Regions from separate parts of the Homo sapiens genome. Here region 1 is linked to region 2. Evidence: read pairs that join two places in POLR2A ChIA-PET (ENCODE). Cell type or tissue: OCI-LY7. All regions are shown on one strand. Each heading gives the region's core, and the rest is flanking DNA. Links, peaks and the distances in the headings are about the cores only. Region 1 overlaps TRPV4 (transient receptor potential cation channel subfamily V member 4). Region 2 overlaps IFT81 (intraflagellar transport 81).

Evidence for each region. Peaks named below come from ENCODE experiments on the same cell type or tissue, not always from the same donor. Only the 100,000 strongest peaks of a DNase experiment are listed, where the experiment ranks them.
Region 1: POLR2A ChIA-PET joins it to region 2 with 6 read pairs; 2 of 35 experiments call an interaction of 5 or more read pairs at or near these places.

What each region holds. Positions count from the first base shown.
Region 1 is chr12:109,803,268-109,808,427 of GRCh38, forward strand. It overlaps TRPV4 (transient receptor potential cation channel subfamily V member 4), which reads right to left. Exons shown (of 16, transcript NM_021625.5): 3 at 5,029-5,160. Among named protein-coding and RNA genes, the nearest start is that of MIR4497, 28 kb to the right of the region's middle. In OCI-LY7, for the core only: CTCF peaks have their summits at 2,183 (motif pointing right) and 2,401; a DNase peak (open chromatin) is centred at 2,204.
Region 2 is chr12:110,170,689-110,187,559 of GRCh38, forward strand. IFT81 (intraflagellar transport 81) reads left to right here. Exons shown (of 19, transcript NM_014055.4): 12 at 9,734-9,883. Among named protein-coding and RNA genes, the nearest start is that of IFT81, 55 kb to the left of the region's middle. RefSeq lists an enhancer at 1,619-2,399 and a silencer at 15,473-15,673. In OCI-LY7, for the core only: no CTCF peak of the experiment used is centred there; a DNase peak (open chromatin) is centred at 8,923.

The DNA.
Region 1 (5,160 bases), core at 161-5,160, 370 kb before region 2:
CCTGTTTCCTCATCTGTCCAGTGGGGACCCAGGGCCACTCTATCTTTCTGCCTCCAGTGGTGCTGAGAGGGTACAATAAACGCATGGGGTTAGGTGCTTTGAAATGTGAGAGGCTTCAGCCTACAGATTGGTATTTATTTAATTAATCTTATTTGGGAAGATTTTGTATTTATTTTTATTTATTAATATCCTTTTTTTTGAGAGAGAGGGTCTCGCTCTGTCATCCAGCCTGGGGTATAGTTGTGCAATCCTAGCTCATTGCAGCCTCCGATTCCTGGGCTCAAGTGATCCTCCCACCTCAGCCTCCCAAGTAGCAGCTAAGACTACAGGTGTGCACCTCCATGCTCAACTAATTTTTTAATTTTTATTTTCGTAGAGAAGGGATCTCACTCTGTTACCCAGGCTGGTCTCAAACACCTGGCCTCAAGTGATCCTCCCACCTCAGCCTCCCAAAGTGCTGGGATTACAGATGTGAGCCACCACACCTGGCCCTCGAAAAGATTTATGTAAAGTGCTTCATAAACAAATAAATGGTTAGAATGCTGGGTTAAACAAAGCCAATCATAATTCCTTACTACAGGACTTCTCAGAGCCTTTCATACACTAACAGGGACTGTGAACCTGTAAAAGCAAGACACACTAGGCAGCATTCACCCACCTGTCAGAGCATCGAATCCTTTTCCCATGAAGCATTTACACTGGTGCCCCTAGAAGGGAGTGGAGGGGTGCAGCGTTCCCCAAAGTGTGGGACTGTGTGCCACAGTGGATGTGAACTGACCTTAGGGGATCCAGGAGAGAATCTTGGGGGTTCTAGGGGGTGCAACAATAATAACCCTGAAGGTTTCATCCACTATCGAATCTTTCTCATGAAGTCAACTCTCCGTTTGGTACTAGCGGGTCCTTAACACCTCTCACTAACGCTTGCTGATGTCTCTTTGCAAGTTTCTTTCTGTTGTAGCTATTTTTATGGTTACCTGAGTTGATTTATATCTCAAAAGAGTAAGTTGAAAACTCCCCTGTGAATCAAGGACAGGGCAAAATCAGCCAGGGGCTCAGGAATGGCCAGAGGGTGGGAGACGCAGGTGTGGGTTCAGGTGCCCGTTCTGAAGCCAGGCACCTCAGGTTTGAGGCCTGGCTTTGCTCCCCACAGCTGTATGACCATTTCTCTGCTTAGGGTCCTTTCTGGCTAAATTAAAGCTATGAAGGGAAATCAAAGAGCTAATCAGTGTTTGTTGATTAGCCCAGTACCAGGCAGATAGCAGTCTTTGATAAATATTACTGTTGCTGTTATCAATCCATGAGACGGGATTTAGGAACCGTCTCCCTAAATGCCGGGAATCAGTGGGGCAGACTCAAGAGACCTGAATTCTAGTCTCAGCCCTTCCAGGAGCAGGGTTGTTTGGGACAAGTCTTGTTCCCAGTTGCTTTCCCGCTGTCCACCTGGCGCCCAGCTCAGAGGCGACACCAAACCTCTCATGGAATAATGTGGCCCAGCCACCATCCCTCTCACATGCCTAAGACACCTCCTTTATTTCCCTCATTTCCCCCAGCCTCTCTGGCCTTCCTTTATCCACTTTCCACATAGCAGCTGGAATGGTCATTTCAGACTGCAATAGACCACGGTGAACTACAGGGTCTTTGCACCTGCTGTCTCTGAACCCCCACCCCAATCTGAAACATTCTTCCCTCCTCTTTTCACCTGGTTAACTGCAACTCACTCAGACTCTGCTCAAGTGTTACCTCCTCCAGGAAGCTCTCCTGGATTTTCCCTGACTAGGTCAAATCCTCCAGTACAGCCTTTTGTTGACACCTGTTACAGTTCATAACTGTGTGCTTATTTATGTGGTTGCTTGGTCAATGATGGTCCTGTCCAGGAGCCTGTGGGCACCTTGAGGGCAGGGTGATGTCTGCTTTGCTCACTATCATTCGGCCTCTGCCAAGCACAGTGCCTGGTATGTGGTAGGTGCCCAACAACCATTTGCTGAGTTAACACACATTGAATGAAGGCGAGAGCTGGGCACCCCAGGTAATTCCAAACCATAGGTGACCCAAAGTGGAACTAGAGACCCTGGATTCGGGCTTTCAGACACAGGTTATAGACCCAGGGAGGGGACGCCTGGGTCCTGGGAGAAGATGTCAGGAGCAGCATCTTCCCAGAGATGAGGTGGAACATGCAGTTCCAGGAACCAGCCACCAGGTGGCGAAGTGGCTCTGCCCAGGGTGGGGTGCTGTAGCCAGGGGCTCTAAATTGACAATTGCCAAATTGGAGGTTGTGAAACTCTGCGGAGGGGAGGTGGGGGCACAGGAGGGCGTCCCAGACTTCCCTGATAATCAGATGAGCTCATGACCTTTTAGCCATGCAGGGACGGATCCAGGTTTTGTGGGACGTAGACTAGGTCGAGGACCTCAGAAAGGGCCTTAGCCAGGGGCCCTGGCACTTAATTAGTATCATGGACCTCACAGTAAGTCTCCCTCTATGCACATACGCTAGCCTCTGCAATTTCAGAGACCCACCTCCAAAGCCTATCTTAGAGTCCCCCACCCACACTCATGCACAGACACACATGCATCTGGGTTCCTGGACTATGCTAGAAGCCCCCAACTCAGTCCTGAATTCAGAAGAAGCCAGAGGCCTTGACAAGCTAGCCTGGTGCTGAAGGCACAGGTGCCAGCATCCATCTCCCAGGATTCGCTCTACCCCAAGATTCCGCACTTTTGCCTCACGTACTTGGTGGACCAGGAGAGGCCATTTGGCCAGGGCTTAAACATGGGTTATCTCCGAATGAGATTACTCATGCCATCACTGAGCTACTCCAGGAGCAGAGAGAAGCCCCGTCCTCCCACAGCTCTAAACTTGTGCCTCCAAACGAGGCCACGTCGCGTGGCCAGGAACCATGAATGAATATTTTTCATAAATCCAGCAATTGTATTTTCTTTTTTTTTTTGAGACAGAGTCTCGCTCTTTCGCCCAGGCTGGAGTGCAGTGGTGCAATCTCGGCTCACTGCAACCCCCACCTCCCAGGTTCAAGTGATTCTCCTGGCTCAGCTTCCTAAGTAGCTGAAATTACAGGTGTGTGCCACTAAGCCTGGCTTTTTTTTTTTTTTTTTTGTATTTTTAGTAGAGACAGGTTTTTACCATGTTGGCAAGGCTGGTCTCAAACTCCTGACCTTAGGTGATCCACCCGCCTCAGCCTCCCAAAGTGCTGGGATTATAGGCATGAGCCACCGCACCCGGCCCCAGTAATTGTCTCCTGATGGACACAATGATACTGCATCGTATTGTTTCAGGGTAAGAATGAGGTTGAGGCCAGCCTCAGTGGCTCATGCCTGTAATCCCAGCACTTTGGGAGGTTGAGGCAGGAGGATCGCTTGAAGCCAGGAGTTTGATACCAGCCTGGGCAACATAGTGAGACCTGTCTCTTAAAAAAAAAGAAAAAAAAAAATTTAGCCAGGCATGGTAGCTTGCACCTGTAGTCCCAACTACTCTCGAGGCCGAAGCAGGAGGATTGCTTGAGGCCAGAAGTTCAAGGCTGCAGGGAGCTGTGATCACACCACAGCATTCCAGCCTGGGTGACAGAATGAGACCCTATCTCAAAAAAAAAAAAGAAAAAAAAAAAAAAAACAGGTTGATAAAGGTATATGTGGATGATGTAGCACAGACTTGTTCACCCTGTTTGGGAACTTAATTTACTTAAAGTAACTGAAGTCTTAAAAAATGTCCTCTTCTGGCTGGGCACAGTGGCTCATGCCTATAATCCCAGCACTTCGGGAGGCCAAGGCGGGCAGATCACCTGAGGTCGAGAGTTCAAGACCAACCTGACCAACATGGAGCGACCCCGTCTCTACTAAAAATACAAAATTAGCCGGGCGTGGTGGCGCATGCCTGTAATCCCAGCTACTTGGGAGGCTGAGGCAGGAGAATCACTTGAACCCAGGAGGCGGAGGTTGCAGTGAGCAGAGATCATGCCATTGCACTCCAGCCTGGGCAACAAGAATGAAACTCTGTCTCAAAAAAAAAAAAAAAAGCCTCTTCTGACATCCCTGAAGCCTCCTCAGACTTAGGCTGTAGACCAACCATGGTCCGCCTTCCAAGATGGGCCCTTCTTCATAGCAGGTATCACAATTCTTTTTTTTTTTTTTTTCCTGTCTGTCACCCAGGCTGGAGTGCAGTGGCATGATCACAGCTCACTGCAGCCTGAGCCTCCCAGGCTCATGCAACCCTCCTGCCTTGGCCTCCCAAAGTGCTGGGATTACAGGTGTGAGCCACCATGCCCAGCCTTGGTGTCACACTTCTTGACATGGTATCTTGACTTGTGAGATCACGGCCAGTTTAATAATGGCTTACCCAGAACCCAGCACATTGCAGGTGGCTGATTTGGGTGCAGGTGTTCACAGGTAAGGCCTGGGGCTGTGGAGGGTGCCGGTGTCCTGAGGTGGGTGTTTTGAATCTGGACAAGGCTGAAGGGTTAGCTCTCTGGGCTGGGGCTTCAGCCTAGGAAGTGGAGCCCTAAAGCTAGGCTGGGGTGGAGCAGACCCCAAGAAGTAGAATCAGGACTACCAGCCCAGACACCTGCCCATCCCTCCAGACCTTCCCTCAGGGGAGCAGGAGCTCCAGGACTCCAGCTGCCTGCGCTGGGCTCTCTGTGGGATGAGAGCCAGGAGTATGCTATGATTATTCCCCAGTTTACAGATGAGGAAACGGAGGCTCAGAGAGGTCACACATCGCTTAACTGGTAAAGGTAGAATCTGAACCCAGGTAGGTGGACTCTGCTTACCCACTACACTAACCTTTTCATACATAAGGGCTGAATGAATGAAAGAATGAATAAATGGAGGTAGCTGAGGCACAGAGAGGTTAAGTAACATGGTGAAGGACACACAGGACCAGACTCCCTGTCCAGTGCACTTTCCAGGCCAATGCAGTCCACCGACCCAAAGAAAGAAGCTGAGGGGAAAGGGGGCCCCCAATGCCAGGCTTCCCCCACACCCCTGGCTGTCCCACTGGCTATGCCCATCTGGGTGGCTCACCTCGAAACTCCTCATCAGTTAGGCGTTTCTTGTGGGTCAGCAAGAATGGGAGCAGCCCGTCCAGGTCAGCAGTGGAGCCCCGGGACACGATGTCAAAGAGGATAGGCCGGTTGAAGACTTTGAGGATGGGGG
Region 2 (16,871 bases), core at 6,557-11,556:
TCATGCAATGAAAGGTCATCCTTGGTTTATGGTGTATGGGAGTATTATAGTCCATTGTGTTTTCTCCCCTGACCATCACAAGAAGCTCAGCTGTTTTGTAGTTACAGCTACTTTTAAAATATGCTTGGTCAAATAATATTTATAAGCAGCTTTAGAAAGGGCCAGCCAATTCATTCTACAGCTACTGACAAATCTTAGAGCTAAATTGGAAAGATTATGAAATCTTCTTTAAATACTTCAAAGAGAAGCACAATGAAGATAAGGGAATCCTGGCAAGATGTGCTGCAGCTGTCAGGTCCTGAAAAATTAGGAATCAAATTTTGACACTTGTAATTGAATCATCCACCCTTCTAAGTGAGCCTAGGCAAACCTGTGATATTTTTAGAACCTTTCAAATCACATTGTACTCTTTAGAGTTCATAGCAGGACCTGAGGCCCCTAAAATTTCCCAAGAGAAAGAACAAAACAGAATCAAATAAATTTGGCTCAGTTCACTGTAATAGAAGTGTAGTGTATTATGCATGCAGTCTAGGTAATGCCACACTTTTAACCCCAAATTTTAAAAGTTTTCATGGATTTTTTTTTTTTTTCTGGAGAATTAACTGCTTGGACAGCAGTGGAAGCACCCGTTAGAGATAGTAACAGCTGTGTGGTGGTGATTTGATTTATAATAGAAGCACAGAGACCTTGGATGGTGTGATTAACTGTGTTCCACAGATGGATGTTCCTGTGTCACAAATTTCATTTAATACAGATTTCTACCCGCATATATCATATCGATTATTACAGACTCTCTTAAAAGACTGAGCAGTTAACTAGCCACTACCATATGTAGATAATTACATTGCTTATGCTTGACTTGGTGAGATTTTCTAATTTACAGTTGAAAATGTGCCACTAACAGGTTAGAAAAGGTTAGAATAGTATTTTTATGTGTATTTATGTGGGACTAGTTATGATGCGTGATTTTAAAAGACTGTCATTTTAGCAAATAACAAAGGCTGCTTTGAACATTTTCTCTTGCCTTAAAACAAAGAGCAACTCTGAGACCAGACTTCAGGGAATCCAAATAATTTATTGGAGCGTGACATGATGGCCTTTTCAGGTTTTCTTCAAGTCTGAAGTTCTGTCTAGAGCACAAGACACTGACAAATGAGCAGAAAGACTGTGGGCTTTGTGTATATTCATGCCACTCCTAAACAGTTGGTTCTATCTCATCTCGTGCCTAACTCCCTTGGGCCAATTCCTGTAGTTGTCTATGCTTATACATCGTTTGATGAAATAACTGACAAAGATGTGATTTAATTAAGAAATGGAAAATAGCATGGATGTTGGACTAGCAGGATTTGAAGACAAAAGTGTTCATTCTAGTTATTTTTTCTAACTTACTGAACTTTGGTAAGTAGTATTAATTTCTCTGTAGGTTTCCTAGTGCTTTTTTATTTTAAAAAATGGTTCTGGCCAGACGTGGTGGCTCAGGCCTGTAATCCCAGCACTTTGGGAGGCCGAGGCAGGAGGATCACCTGAGGTCAGGCGTTCTAGACCAGCCTGGCCAACGTGATGAAACCCTGTCTCCACTAAAAATAGAAAAATTTGCCTCTGCCTCTGCCTCTGCCTCTGCCTCCTCTGCCTCCTCTGCCTCCTCTGCCTCTGCCTCTGCCTCTCCCCATGGTCTCCCTCTCCCCACGGTCTCCCTCTCCCCACGGTCTCCCTCTCCCTCTCTTTCCACGGTCTCCCTCTGATGCCGAGCTGAAGCTGGACTGTACTGCTGCCATCTCGGCTCACTGCAACCTCCCTGCCTGATTCTCCTGCCTCAGCCTGCCGAGTGCCTGCAATTGCAGGCGCGCGCCGCCACGCCTGACTGGTTTTCGTATTTTTTTGGTGGAGACAGGGTTTCGCTGTGTTGGCCGGGCTGGTCTCCAGCTCCTAACCGCGAGTGATCCGCCAGCCTCGGCCTCCGGAGGTGCCGGGATTGCAGATGGTGTCTGGTTCACTCAGTGCTCAATGGTGCCCAGGCTGGAGTGCAGTGGCGTGATCTCGTGTCGCTACAACCTCCACCCCCCAGCCGCCTGCCTTGGCCTCCCAAAGTGCCCAGAGTGCAGCCTCTGCCCGGCCGCCACCCCGTCTAGGAAGTGAGGAGCGTCTCTGCCTGGCCGCCCATCGTCTGGGATGTGAGGAGCCCCTCTGCCTGGCTGCCCAGTCTGGAAAGTGAGGAGCGTCTCCGCCCGGCAGCCGCCCCGTCCGGGAGGGAGGTGGGGGTCAGCCCCCGCCAGGCCAGCCGCCCTGTCCAGGAGGGAGGTGGGGGGGTCAGCCCCCCACCCGGCCAGCCGCCCCGTCCAGGAGGTGAGGGGCGCCTCTGCCCAGCTGCCCCTACTGGGAAGTGAGGAGCCCCTCTGCCCGACCAGCCGCCCCATCCGGGAGGGAGGTGGGGGGGTCAGCCCCCCGCCCGGCCAGCCGCCCCGTCCAGGAGGGAGGTGGGGGGGTCAGCCCCCCGCCCAGCCAGCCGCCCCGTCCGGGAGGGAGGTGGGGGTTCAGCCCCCCACCCGGCCAGCCGCCCCGTCCGGGAGGTGAGGGGCGCCTCTGCCCGGCCGCCCCTACTGGGAAGTGAGGAGCCTCTCTGCCCGGCCAGCCACCCCGTCCGGGAGGGAGGTGGGGGGGTCAGCCCCCCGCCCGGCCAGCCGCCTCGTCCGGGAGGTGAGGGGCGCCTCTGCCCGGCCGCCCCTACTGGGAAGTGAGGAGCCCCTCTGCCCGGCCACCATCCCGTCTGGGAGGTGTGCCCAACAGCTCATTGAGAACAGGCCATGATGACAATGGTGGTTTTGTGGAATAGAAAGCGGGGAAAGGTGGGGAAAAGATTGAGAAATAGGATGGTTGCCGTGTCTGTGTGGAAAGAAGTAGACATGGGAGACTTTTCATTTTGTTCTGTACTAAGAAAAATTCTTCTGCCTTGGGATCCTGTTGATCTGTGACCTTATCCCCCAACCCTGTGCTCTCTGAAACATGTGCTGTGTCCACTCAGGGTTAAATGGATTAAGGGCAGTGCAAGATGTGCTTTGTTAAACAGATGCTTGAAGGCAGCATGCTGGTTAAGAGTCATCACCACTCCCTAATCTCAAGTACCCAGGGACACAAACACTGCGGAAGGCCTCAGGGTCCTCTGCCTAGGAAAACCAGAGACCTTTGTTCACTTGTTTATCTGCTGACCTTCCCTCCACTATTGTCCTATGACCCTGCCAAATCCCCCTCTGTGAGAAACACCCAAGAATGATCAATAAAAAAAAAAAGAAAGAAAAAAAAAGAAAAATTAGGCCGGGCACGGTGGCTCACGCCTGTAATCCCAGCACTTTGGGAGACTGAGGCGGGTGGATCATGAGGTCAGGAGATCGAGACCATCCTGGCTAACACAGTGAAACCCCATCTCTACTAAAAATACAAAAAAATTAGCCAGGCATGGTGGCGGACGCCTATAGTCCCAGCTACTCGGGAGGCTGAGGCAGGAGAATGGCGTGAACCCGGGAGGCGGGGCTTGCAGTGAGCCAAGATCGCGCCACTGCACTCCAGCCTGGGCGACAGAGCAAGACTCCGTCTCAAAAAAAAAAAAAAAAAAAAAAAAAAAAAATTAGCCGGGTGTGGTGGTGTGCCTGTAATCCCAGCTACTTAGGAGGCTGAGGCCAGAGAATTGCTTGAACCTGGGAGGCGGAGGTTGCAGTGACCCGAGATTGCACCATTGCATTCCAGCCTGGGAGACAAGAGCAAGACTCCGTCTCAGAAAAAAAAAAAAAAAAAAAATGGCTTTGTGTTTCTTAAACAATGTAAAGTGCTTATTATATGATAGTCTTGTCAAGTCTTCACAGCTAATTACTTTGAAAATCATTTTCATGCCAGATATTGAGGGAGAAAATTTGCAGCAGGAGCAGTAATTCTTGTTTCACATAAATATCTAGAATGATGCCTGGAATCCAATAATTCTTTTGAGTTCCTGATAAGCGAAAAGCATTTATAAATGGTTACATTCTTAGAGAAATAAACTGCCTATCCATTACAAAAGCTAGCCCAGATTCTGATCATTACTCTTAAAGGTTGTAAAACATACTAAATACACAAAAGGAAAAAGAACATCTGTCAATTTCCATTTTGATCACAGGGGAGCCGAGTCTTTAAAATTGGTCCTGAAGCCAGAAGCTAGCACTATAAAGCATTAGTCCATTACAAAACCCAAATGCACGCAGAGATAAAGATTAGAGTTTCACACAACTGAGTACTCTCTCAGCACCTGCTAGCATAAACCATAAAGTATTAATCTTATTTGATCTCAGCATCTAAAATGATAGCTGCTCTTTCATAGAAGACTAATTTAGATTACAAATGTATATGGGTACAAATGATTAGTAATAGCTGCTATAATGGGCTTCCCTGCCCAGTAGCAAGCTTTGTAGTTTACTTTACTGACAAATTCATTTGGTTTACCTGTTATGATACACTATGGGAAGCTTTTTCCTTAATGTTCTAAGGATTTGTTGCTTACCTCCTATGCCTTTAAAAATTATTTTTTTCCTTTATAGCTAAAGGTGACTGGCTGAGAGTTCTTTATAATATCTTGCCCAGCTACTGCAAAGGCTGAGTGGATTAATATTTTGGCACACTCACAATATTTGTGGCACGTGCATGTACCAGAGCATACCCCATTTAGGAAGGTCTGCTCTGGAGCAGTGCTACTCAAAGTGTGGTCTGAAGACTAGTTTCAGTCCAGAGACTGTTAGTTTCTTCTAATCTGCAGCCATATAAATTGAGAGGAAACATTTAGAAACCCTTATAGTCATTTGATCTCGGTATTTTCGTTATTTTACAAAAGTATCTGATGCACATATGTTTAGAAATTTTTTAAAAAACTCGTCCTTTAACAGATAGTTTGAAAAGTCCTGCTACTTGTAAAAGTGGAGTTGGTGAGCCATAGAATATGTATAGTGTCTGCTTCAGTAGACAAGCCAAGTTGTTTTCCAGACCATTGCTCTAAATTATATATCTCCCTCTCTACTTCCTCCACATCATCACCAACACTTGGTATTGAAAGATTTTTTATTTTTGCCAGTTGGGTAGGTGTGAAAATGGTATCTCATTGTTTTATTTATTTATTTATTTATTTTTAGACAGAGTCTGTCTCTGTTGCCCAGTATCTTCTCTGGCATTGAGAAATTTGGCTCCCTTTTTCTATATTGCATTTATTTATTTGCTCAATCAATAAACTTGCTTGTTTGCTCAATTTAAATAATCTATCAACTACTCCAGCCTCCTTCTTTACACACCAATCCTGTGTCCCCATCCCACCAACCACATTTTCACCCTCTGTGTCTATGTTTCCACGACTCCTCACTCACCCCTCTGTGTCCTCAGCTGCCAGGCCTGCTAGCCTATGTCTCTGTGTGTTTCCTCAGCCCCTAATCCCATCATTGCATATCCTTGGCCATTCAGCCTGTTGACCTGTACCTCCATTAACTCCCCCTACTACCCTGTGTCCCCAGTCACCAGCCTCCTGGTCCACACTTCTGATACAACTTCCCAAGCCCCCTCATTTCCCAGTATCTTTGACCTCCGGACCCTGTACCCCGCCATGCCTCTATGCAACCTTACTGGCACCTCCATGCAGCTCTCTATTTACTGCCTACCTCTCCAGCTACCATTTTGACCCCTGTAAACCAGGAATGGAAGGGAAAAGGAGGGCAATTTTTACTCTTATTCTCATCTGAGTGTACAGCAGAGTTTACCAGAGGCTTCACAAATGATCAGGCCATTGCTCTGGCCGCTAATGGAATGAGTACTTGTGTTTTATAAGTCTGAAGATTTAGCTTCAATGTGTTCATCAGTTTTGTTTTTTGTATGACATTGAAGATCCAAAAATAACCTAAAATCCAAATGATAATTAAAAGAAACCACCAATGGAAGAAAAAACATTGATAATGTGTTTTCTTTTTTCTAATTAATTCTGGAATAGTAGAGCCCTTAGAATGCTTTGATGGCCACCTATTGCTTAATCGTATGTAACTGTGATTGATCTGACCCAGACTACTCTTCCATTAGTTATTATATATAATGAATATCAAATAATAACCAATCAGCATAGAACACACTCAGTAATTTGTAGGTTTGTTCTTTCATCAAAAACATTTATAGCTTTCAGCTTTTAAAAATAGTTCTGGAGTACAGCAAGATAGAGAAGGGGAAAATTGGCCTCTATATTACAGAGGATAGCAGATGAACAGGGTTGATTTCATTTTGGGCACTTTGCCCAGGACACTTTTAATAGCATATATAGTTACTCTAGGGATTCTGAATCTGTGGTTATGTCAGGCTTACACATTTATTCTTTAAAAGGAAAATTTGCAAGTTATTAGACTTCAGGTACATTAGTATGACTTAAATTTTTAATTTTTAAAGAAGTTTCTGTAACGCAGTCATTGAAAATTTGTGGTGTGAGGGCTGGATTCCTTAATATTAAAACTAACCTAATCATGGATAGAAAAATATTTTAAACTTTCTTCTTCTAAAACACAGTGTGTTCCTCAGTTCTTTCAAAGTTTGTTTTTTTGTTTTGTTTTGTTTTGTTTTGTTTTGTTTGAGACAGAATCTCGCTCTGTCGCTCAGGCTGGAGTGCAGTGGCACAATCTCGGCTCACTGCAACCTCTGCTTCCCAGGTTCAAGCAATTCTCATGCCTCAGCCTCCCTAGTAGCTGGGATTACGGGCACACACCACCACGCCCAGCTTATTTTTTGTATTTTTAGTAGGGACGGAGTTTGGCCATACTGGCCAGGCTGGTCTCAAACTCCTGAGCTCACGCAGTCCCCCCACCTCAGCCTCCCAAAGTGCTAGGATTACAGGTATGAGCCACCGCACCTGACCAGCTCTTTCAAAGTTTAAGTCAAATTTTAAAAGATGTCTAAACTAGGAATTGGAAGTTTATTTTAACGTGAAGAATTTTTAATCTTAGTATTTTAAAGGAATTTTTGTATACTCAGGAATCAAGTATTTTAGAAAAAAATTAAATTTTAGAGATGGTGTACTTTCTATTTCACTACTTTATAATTTAGAATTATTAACCTTAGAATTTGCTTTCAAAATTGGAAGGAAAAGCCGGGCGCAGTGGCTCATGCCTGTAATCCTAGCACTTTGGGAGGCCAAGGTGGGCGGATCACCTGAGGTCAGGAGTTCAAGACCAGCCTGGCCAACATGGTGAAACCCCATCTCTACTAAAAATACAAAAATTAGCCAGGCATGGTGGCGTGTGCCTGTAATCCCAGCTACCCGGGAGGCCGAGGCAGGAAAATTGCTAGAACCCTGGAGGCAGAGGCTGCAGTGAGCCAAGATTGCGCCACTGTACTCCAGCCTAGGTGACAGAGCGAGACTCTGTCTCAAAGAAAAAAAAAATTGGAAGGAAAAATATCAATGTGGGCTGGGCACAGTTGCTCATGCCTGTAATCCCAGCACTTTGGGAGGCCAAGGTGGGCAGATGACCTGACGTCAGGAGTTCAAGACCAGCCTGGCCAACATGGTGAAACCCCGTCTCTACTAAAAATACAAAAATTAGCCTGGCATGGTAGCAGGCACCTGTAATCCCAGCTACTTGGGAGGCTGAGGCAGGAGATTTGCTTGAACCTGTGAGGTGGAGGTTGCAGTGAGGGGAGATTGTGCGGCTGCACTCCAGCCTTAGAGACAAGAGCAAGACTCCATCTCAAAAAAAAAAAAAAAAGAAAGAAAGAAAAATACCAATATGGTAATAGAGCTTGTGTTGAGATAGTGGCTTTGAGTGAACTTTTCCTTTTTTCTGTTTTCCAAAATTTCAACAATATGTTCATTACTTTTATTATTTATAAAATTATTTATTAACTATCCCCCAAAATTAGCTTTAAGAAGCACTGGACATTAAAAAGGCTAAGATTCTTTTTTTTTTTTGAGATGGAGTCTCACTCTGTCGCCCAGGCTGGAGTGCAGTGGCGTGATCTCGGCTCACTGCAACCTCCGCCTCCCGGGTTCAAGCAATTCTCCTGCCTCAGCCTCCTGAGTAGCTGGGACTACAGGCACATGCCACTACGCCCGGCTAATTTTTTGTATTTTTAGTAGAGATGGGGTTTCACCATGTTGGCCAGGCTGGTTTGGAACTCCTAACCTCAAGTGATCTAACTGTCTTGGCCTCCCAAAGTGTTAGGATTATAGGCGTGAGCCACCACATCCAGCCTTGAATTCCTTTAAATATTATGCTACTTTGTTTGCTCTTCCAAACTCTAGTTGGTATTACTTAATAATGGGGTCTTTCCATTAGAGTTGTAACTTTTTTCCATTATTAGTTATAACTTTGATATGATGGGTAGGTAAATAGATAAATTAGATAGCTATGAGTCTTCACTAACTTGGGATATTCTTAGCTTTTTAACATTTCGATGGGTACCATCCCAGTGTCTCAGATGCTTGATAGCAATATATAGTCACAGTACATTTCTTAAGTGATAAATAGTAGCTACAAGTGTTGATGGTTCCGGTTGGCTATATTAGTCCCAGTAGTCCAATGGACTGCTACCAAAATAGTACAGTACATGAGATATACCATGATAAAACCACAACCAGAATTGTGGTCATTAATCTCCTACTTTTTCTTCTTTTTTGACCTTTTTATTTTTATAAGGTTGTCTTTCTGTTTTCCTAATCCTTATTTGTAAAGTCTAAAATGAATAGCTTTTATATAAGGATTTAGAATATTTTAAGGCCAGGCACGGTGACTCATGCCTGTAATCCCAGCACTTTGGGAGGCCAAGGCGGGTGAATCACTTGAGCTGAGGAGTTCAAAACCAGCCTGGGCAACATAGGGAAACCCCATCTTTACAAAAAATGCAAAAATTAGCCAGGCGTGGTGCTCTGCACCTGTGGTCCTCCTACTCTGGAGGCTGAGGCAGGAGAATTGCTTGATCCCAGGAGGTTAAGGCTGCAATGAACTGTTATCACACCACTGCACTCCAGCCTGGGCAACAGAGCAAACCCTATCTCGAAATTATATATATATATATATATATATATATATATATATATATATATATATATACACACACACACACACACACACACACACACACATTTTATATGTATACATATATTAAACATATACACATAATATATATATATAATATATGTACATATAATGGGTCAAAAAATTAAAAACACAAAATATTTAAACATTGTGGGTGACAGAGTGAGATTTGGTCTCAAACAAATAAATAAATAAAGGAATTCATTTGGTAAGTACTATTTATTATCTGTTATGTATTAGGCACTGTGCCAGACACAGAGGATACAACGTAGAGTTGCTTAGAGCAAGATACTTGCAGGTCCTGCCCTCATCAAGCTTAAGGAATAGTGGGGAAAACAAATACTGAACTGAAGTTTAAAATGATGGCAAACATTACACATAACTGAATAGGCCCTGCAAATAAGTAACAGGAGTTTAACCTGGTTAGGGATGAAGACAGGAAGATGGGGGTTGGGAAGTTTTATAATAAAACTAAATTATTAAGTTATTATATAATATATAATTATTATATAAAGTTTTCTAATAAAACGAAATTATTATATACGTGTGACATGTTGGGAAGTAGAGAAGAAAAAATGTGAATATATTGAGTTTATACAGATGTATGATATTTAGCTACTACTTTTCTACTCATTAGATTACATATTGTGTTTTTTTTACAGTTCAAACGATATGTCAATAAACTTCGAAGCAAGAGTACAGTTTTCAAAAAGAAGCATCAGATAATAGCTGAACTTAAAGCTGAATTCGGTCTTTTGCAGAGGACTGAAGAACTTCTTAAGCAACGTCATGAAAATATTCAACAACAACTGGTAATACAGTATTATCTTGGGCTACTATAAATACAAATGCCAGGAGGTTTATGGGTTACAGCTTTATACTGAAGTCATTGTTTTTACTGGAAAAATGATAAAAGTATTACTTTTCTCTGATTAATTACAGACATGACATATAAGTTGATTCATTTATTTTTAATGTAGCAGTAAGCACTGGCTTTTGTGTGTGTGCTGACTTCGGGGTTATTAATAGAAAAACTTGAATTCCAAGTAGGTTTTTTCTTTTGGTTAGTTAGTTAATATGAGTAAAATTATCATACCAAGAGAGTGACTGTAAAATATTTTTTTATCATGGCCTGCTGGGCAGAAATTTCTAAGCAGCCACTTCCAAGAAGCTTTGGAAAGAAATATCCAGGGAAGTGCTGTGTGGAAGTCTGCCTCCAGGCTTATTCCTTATGTGTTTGTGCCTTGGTTGTCTGAAAAAAGTTAAACCCAAAGTAGTCCCACAGCAAAGTTGTTCTCATTGTGGATGCCAGTTCCTCAGGGTTTCCTTCATTTGGCTTTTTTTTTTCTTTCACCAACGAGGAAACTTTCATCTGGGTGCTGGTTTACCAGCTAGCAATAATCTGGTAGAAGTAAGTGGAATTTCAACCAGTTGTGTTTCCTTTTAACTGGCAATATGAACTGTCTCATGCTGATGAATATTATTTGCTTTTAGGGAACTTAAGACTGAAAATTTACTGTGAATCAACATGGATTCTAACAGCACTAACTTTAAAACTGATAGTAGTAACTGCATTATTGTTTACTTCAAAATATCTTCTAATTTCTATTGTGATTTCTTTGACCTTTTGGTCATGGCTTAAAATCCAATATTTGGGGGATTTTTCTAGTTACCTTTCTATTATGAATTTCCAGGTTATTTCCATTGTGACCAGAGAGCACACTCTGATTTCAGTCCTGTGAAATTTGTAGTCTTGCATTATGGCCCAGCATACGGTCTGTTTTGGTAATTGTTTCATGTGCAGTGAAGAGAATGTATATTCTGCAGTTGTTGGGAATAGTATTCTAAATATGTCAATTCAGTCAGTATGTTAGCCATGATATTCACATCTTCCATATCCCTGTTGATTTTTTGTCTGCCTGTTCCATCAGTTACTGAGAGAAGTGTGTTAAAAATCTCTAACTATAATTATGGCTTTGTTGCTTTTTTTAGTTCCATCAGTTTTTGCTTCATATTTTTTTCTTAAGTTGGGTCCCTAGAAGCAGAGCTCGAGAAGGGAATTCTTTGTGCTAGTGATTTATTGAGGGAGTACCTTCAGAAGGAGGGGAGTGAGGGAAGCAGATGAGGCAGCAGAAAAAAGCCAAGCAAGAAAAGGACATGGTCTCAACTGGAGCTGGCTTCATTCTGATCCCATGATCAACTTTGGAACAAATTGCACTGGAGTTGATTCCATCTTGATGCAAGGGGGCTGGCCTTTTGTACCCCATGGCAGTCAGTCATTTGGCTGTGGTCAAGTGTAACCTCTTAGGTGAGACACCTCCCATTTCGCTGAGGGCACTCTCTGGAGAAAGGGGTAACTATGAGCTATTTAGCAGTCAACATTCATAACAGTTTGCAAATGAGGTCTGAGTGGGGCACCAGCAACATCTACTACAGTTCACCCCTTGCACTAGTAGGATCTACTTGTTTGTCACATTAAATTTACTCCACCCAGCTATAGCTTCTATAGGATTCTAGTTGGTCGCAATTTCTAGGAAAACTTATAGGAGAAAGATTAGTGGGACAAATGGAAACTCTCATTGCTACATTTGGTTCCAAGGACATAACTGATATTCAACATCTCCTTCCTTTACTATCCATTCTAGAGTTCCCTCACCTCAGCTAGTACCTCCTCTGGTTTAGATGACTTACTTGGTGGGATGACCCAGTTCCTCATCCTTGAGAAGTGTGAGACTCTAGTAATCATGCCCTTACCAGGCCATGGCTGCTATACTTCCCCATTTACAGTTAAAACTGGGCATGGGAGTACCAAGATATGCCCTAATGGATCATCTGAGTCCTAAATATATTTCTTTCTGTCCCTGTTATATAGCAGCATCTATATAGCCTTATGATACCCTGCTTTCTTTGCCTGCTGATCTATTGACATGAGAAGCTCAAGTGACCAGATGGTAGTCAGAACATTAAGTGTCAAGGGCCTCTTAATGTGCCTTCTGATGGAAGCATGCCATCAGAATATCTCTGGCAACCAGAGTATCTATACCCACAGAGCCTACAGTTGTCTGGAAGGGAAGCATAATTCCCTAAAGTGGATCACTGGGGATCATGGTTCGTGGTGACACCTATACTTTCATCTCATGGTTCTGAGACCTATGCTTTCTATCGGGAACATAGCACCATATCATGGGCATCGGTTTAAGGTGTACACCCCATCCTAAAGGTAGAACTCATTTTCATAGGCCATCCAGTTCCAACTGGGGCCTTACGTTTAAGACACTGTTCCACTATTCTGTCAGGCCATCAGCTTTCCAGATAGTGTAGTATGTGGTAAAATTACTGAATTATATGGTCATACGAATGCTATCATACTTCCTTTGCTGTAAAGTGTGTCCCTTGGTTTGAGGTGATATTATGTGAGATTCCACATCAGTAGACTGAATGCTCTTAGCCCTTGGATAGTAGTGCTGGCTGAAGTACAATGGGCAAGAAAGGCAAACCTATACTCAGAATATGGATCAGTCCCATTAAGGATGAAATGTCACCTTTTTCAGGGCAGAAAGGGTCCGATGTTATTAAATTGCCACAAAATAGGGGGTTGGTTTCCTCAAGGGATGATTCCTTACCCAGAGCTCAGGAATGGTCTCTGTTGCTGGCAGGTCAGACGTTTGATATTGGCAGCAGCTAGATGAGCATTGATGAGAGAGAGCCCATGCTATTTGGCTCATACGTAACTTCCATCTCTACCAACAAAGCCATTCTGTTTGTGAGTCCATTGTTTAAGCACTGTGTGGGCCAATGTCAGAGGCTGGCTGACATCTGCTGGCCAAATCATCCTTTCCACTTGGTTGTTCAGTGCATCTTCTGCAGTGGACATTTTCCGGTTTCCATGTAATGAAAAGATCATTATACTTAGTGCCTACTCCCATAGGTTCAAACACATGCCTCTTTCCTAGACCTCCTTGTCCTTGCTGTCTTGCATCTTCCAGGGCCTTGACCAACAAGCTGAGCCATTTGCCACTGCCCAGAGGATACAGGATAATCTGGGGATTCAAGGTTCTCAAGTGGGTCTATCCAGATACCCCCATCCCAGACTCAGCACCCTTTTTCTTCTCTGTCAGGGCCCTGACTTTGGCATAGAATATTTGCCTAGACTAAGAATTCAACTTTCTCTGGAGTTTTGCCAGTCTTAAAATTAGTCCTGTGCCTGGTTTTCAGCTCCCTCTGCACTTTAGCCAGGGGAAATGAGAGTTTCTTTAAAGCCCTTAAGGAGGTTCTCTAACTTGATCACTTTGCTTTAAATTACAAATTAGGCTAGGCATGGTGGCTCACGCCTGTAATCCCAGCACTTTGGGAGGCCGAGGCGGGTGGATCACGAGGTCAGGAGATCGAGACCATCTTGGCTAACACGGTGAAACCCTGTATTTACTAAAAATGCAAAAAATTATCCGGGCGTGGTGGCGGGCACCTGTAGTCCCAGCCACTCGGGAGGCTGAGGCAGGAGAATGGCGTGAACCCCGGAGGCAGAGCTTGCAGTGAGCCGAGATCATGCCACTGGACTCCAGCCTGGGTGACAGAGCGAGACTCCATCTCAAAAAAAATAAATAAATAAATTACAAATTAATGGATTTGAGCCTGTTATTTTATCTCTTCAACCATCAGTGGAGTTTAGTGATAGCCACCCCAGTTCCATAGTCCTTATAGTTACTATTTCTCCTCAAATGCCAGAAACATTACACCGTCTAGTGCATCTTTGTATCAGTTCAGATCCTCCAAGAAGCAGACACTGAGATGGGATTACATGTACAAAAGATTTATTGAAGGACATACTTATGAAGGGTAAAGGGAAGGGAGCAGGAGGAGGCAGGGAAAGCCTTCAGGCTCTGATACAGGTCTGACACCTGTGAAAGGAAAGGGCAAAGGAAGATTGGGTAGAAATAGCCTCAAACTTCAACACAACTCTGAGAAAGTTTTGGTCAGGCTGATGGAGAGTTCCTGAGCCAGTCACCTATTAGAGGAGTCCCTTGTCAGGCAGGACTGGGCCAACACTAGTACTACTGCTGTACTCAGTCATTGGCTAAGAGCAGCTCCAGGGAAGCATAGCGTTGGTGCAAACATGATGATGGACCCAGAGGGGCAGCAGCTATGGATATCAGTCAGCTCTGTTCCTCTCAGCCAACTCTCTTGAAAGCAATCTGAGCCATAAATTTTGTTGGCCACCACAATCCCCATCCACCTGTATTCTTCCCCAATTCACCACAAGTGAAAGTCTTATTAATTGCACTGCTGCAACATGCCTGGGACTGTCAGTACTCTACCTGCCACAGTAATAGAGTCCTTAGTTCCATTTAGCCAGTGAGTGATTGCACTCTAGTGCTTATGCCAGAGATTATGATATACACCCTTGACTGATTACAGTCTTCACTAAATTTTTTTTTCTTTTTTTTGAGACAGAGTCTCTCTCTGTTGCCCAAGCTGGAGTGCAGTGGCACGATCTCAGCTCACAGCAACCTCCGCCCCCTAGGTTCAAGTGATTCTCCCGCCTCAGCCTCCCAAGTAGCTGGGACTACAGGAGTGTGCCACTATGCCCAACTATTTTTTTGTATTTTTTTTTTAGTAGAGACGGGGTTTCACCATGTTAGCCAGGATGGTCTCAATCTCCCGACCTCGTGATCTGCCCACCTCGGCCTCCCAAAGTGCTGGGATTACAGGTGTGAGCCACTGCACCCAGCCAGTCTTCACTAAATTTTTACTATTGCCGTGTCCTGGGCAATGCAAGAACCTAAAACACTTTAACTTTGTTTACCTCCTTCCCATATTTAGTGCTATTGTTGATAATATTTTTTTAATTCTAAATATAATTTTCTTGAGAAGGGGTCTTGTTCTGTTGCCCAGGCTGGAATGTAATGGTACAGTCAGAGCTCACTGCAGCCTCAACCTCCTGGGCTCAAGTGATTCTCCCAAGTACCTGGGACTACAGGCGTGCACTACCACACCCAGCTAATTTTTATGTGTATTTTTTTTTCAGACATGGGGTCTCACTATGTTGTCCAGGCTGGCCTCAAACTCAGGGGCTCAGGCAATCCTCCTACCTCAGCCTCCCAAAATGCTAGGATTACAGGTGTGAGCCACTGTGCTGGGGCCTAGATAGATTTAAATCGTACATGATATTATGTTCAATATTATTCTAGATTATCTACCTGTTTACTCTTTTCATGGTTCTTCTTTTCTTCCTTCATCATTGTTCTTCTATTGGTATCTGTCTAATGAGCTCACCTTAAGTATTTTATTTAGTTCAGGTCTGCTTAAATCTTCTCAGTTTTTGTTTTTCTTAAGACACCTGTATTTTACCTTCATTTTGAAGCACATTTTTACTGAATGTAGAATTTTTGGTTGGCAGCTATTTTCTTTCGGCACTTTAAAGATTTAATTCCATTGTCTTCTGACTTCCATTATTTATTTCATAACATCAACTGTACATCTTGTTTGTTTGTTTGTTTGTTTGTTTGTTTGTTTGTTTTAAGGTAGACTGTTATTCTCTGGTTTGTAAGATCTTCTATCTGTGTTTGGTTGTTCAGTGGTTTTACTATGACTTTTCTAGGTGTGATTTTCTTTTTTATTCACCTGGCTTAAGGTCTGTAAAGCTTCTTGAATATGTGGCTTTATGTCTTTGTTCATTTTTGAAAAGTTCTCAGCCAATGTTTATTTATTTATTATGTCTTTCTTTCCTTTCTTTCTTTCTTTTTTTATTTGTTTGTTTTTGTTTTGTTTTTTTGAGACAGGGTCTCACTCTGTTGCCCAGGCTGGAGTGCAGTGGTGTGATCTCGGCTCATTGCAGCCTCTACTTCCTGGGCTCAGGCGATTCTCCCACCTCAGCCTCCTAAGCAGCTGGGACCACAGGCCCGAGCCACCATGCTCAGCCATTTTGTGTGTGTGTGTATTTTTGGTAGTTTTTTTAGACACAGGGTTTTGCCATGATGCCCAGGCTGGTCTTGAACTCCTGGGTCCAAACGATCCACCTGCCTTGCCTCCCAAGGCTGGGCTTACAGGCATGAGCCACCACGCCCAGCCCAGTATTTCTTCAATTATTACTACAATCTCATTCTGTCCTCTTTTACTTTAACTCCAACTACATGCATGTTGGACATTTTCACCACTTTCCATGTATTTCTTATGGGCTTTGTGTTTTTCTTTTTCTTTTTTTCATTTTCTATTATTTTTTTCCTCTCTGTGATTCAATCTGTATTTTTTTCTACTGTGCTATTTTTCCAGTTGATTAATCTTCTTCTTTTTTGTGTGTCTAGTCTGTTATTTAATTCATTTGTTGAATTCTTAATATCAGTTATTGTATTTCTCAGTTTTAGAATTTCCATATGATTCAATTTTATAGATTGCAGTTATTTGTAACATTCTTCAACTTTTTGTTTATTTTCTTGAATATATTAATCTCAGCTATTTTAAAGTTCATGTCTGAAATTTATTTGAGCATCTATTCCTGTTGTTTTTGTTTTTGTTTTTGTTTTTTGAGACAGAGTCTCACTCTGTCACCCAGGCTAGAGTGCAGTGATGTGATCTTGGCTCACTGCAGCCTCCACCTCCTGGGTTCAAGTGATTCTCCCACCTCAGCCTCCTGAGTAGCTGGGACTACAGGCACCCACCACCACACCCGGCTAATTTTTTGTATTTTTAGTAAAGACAGAATTTCACCATGTTGGCCAGGCTGGTCTTGAACTCCTGACTTCAAGTGATCTGCCCTTCTCGGCCTCCCAAAGTGATGGGATTACATGCATAAGCTACTGTTCC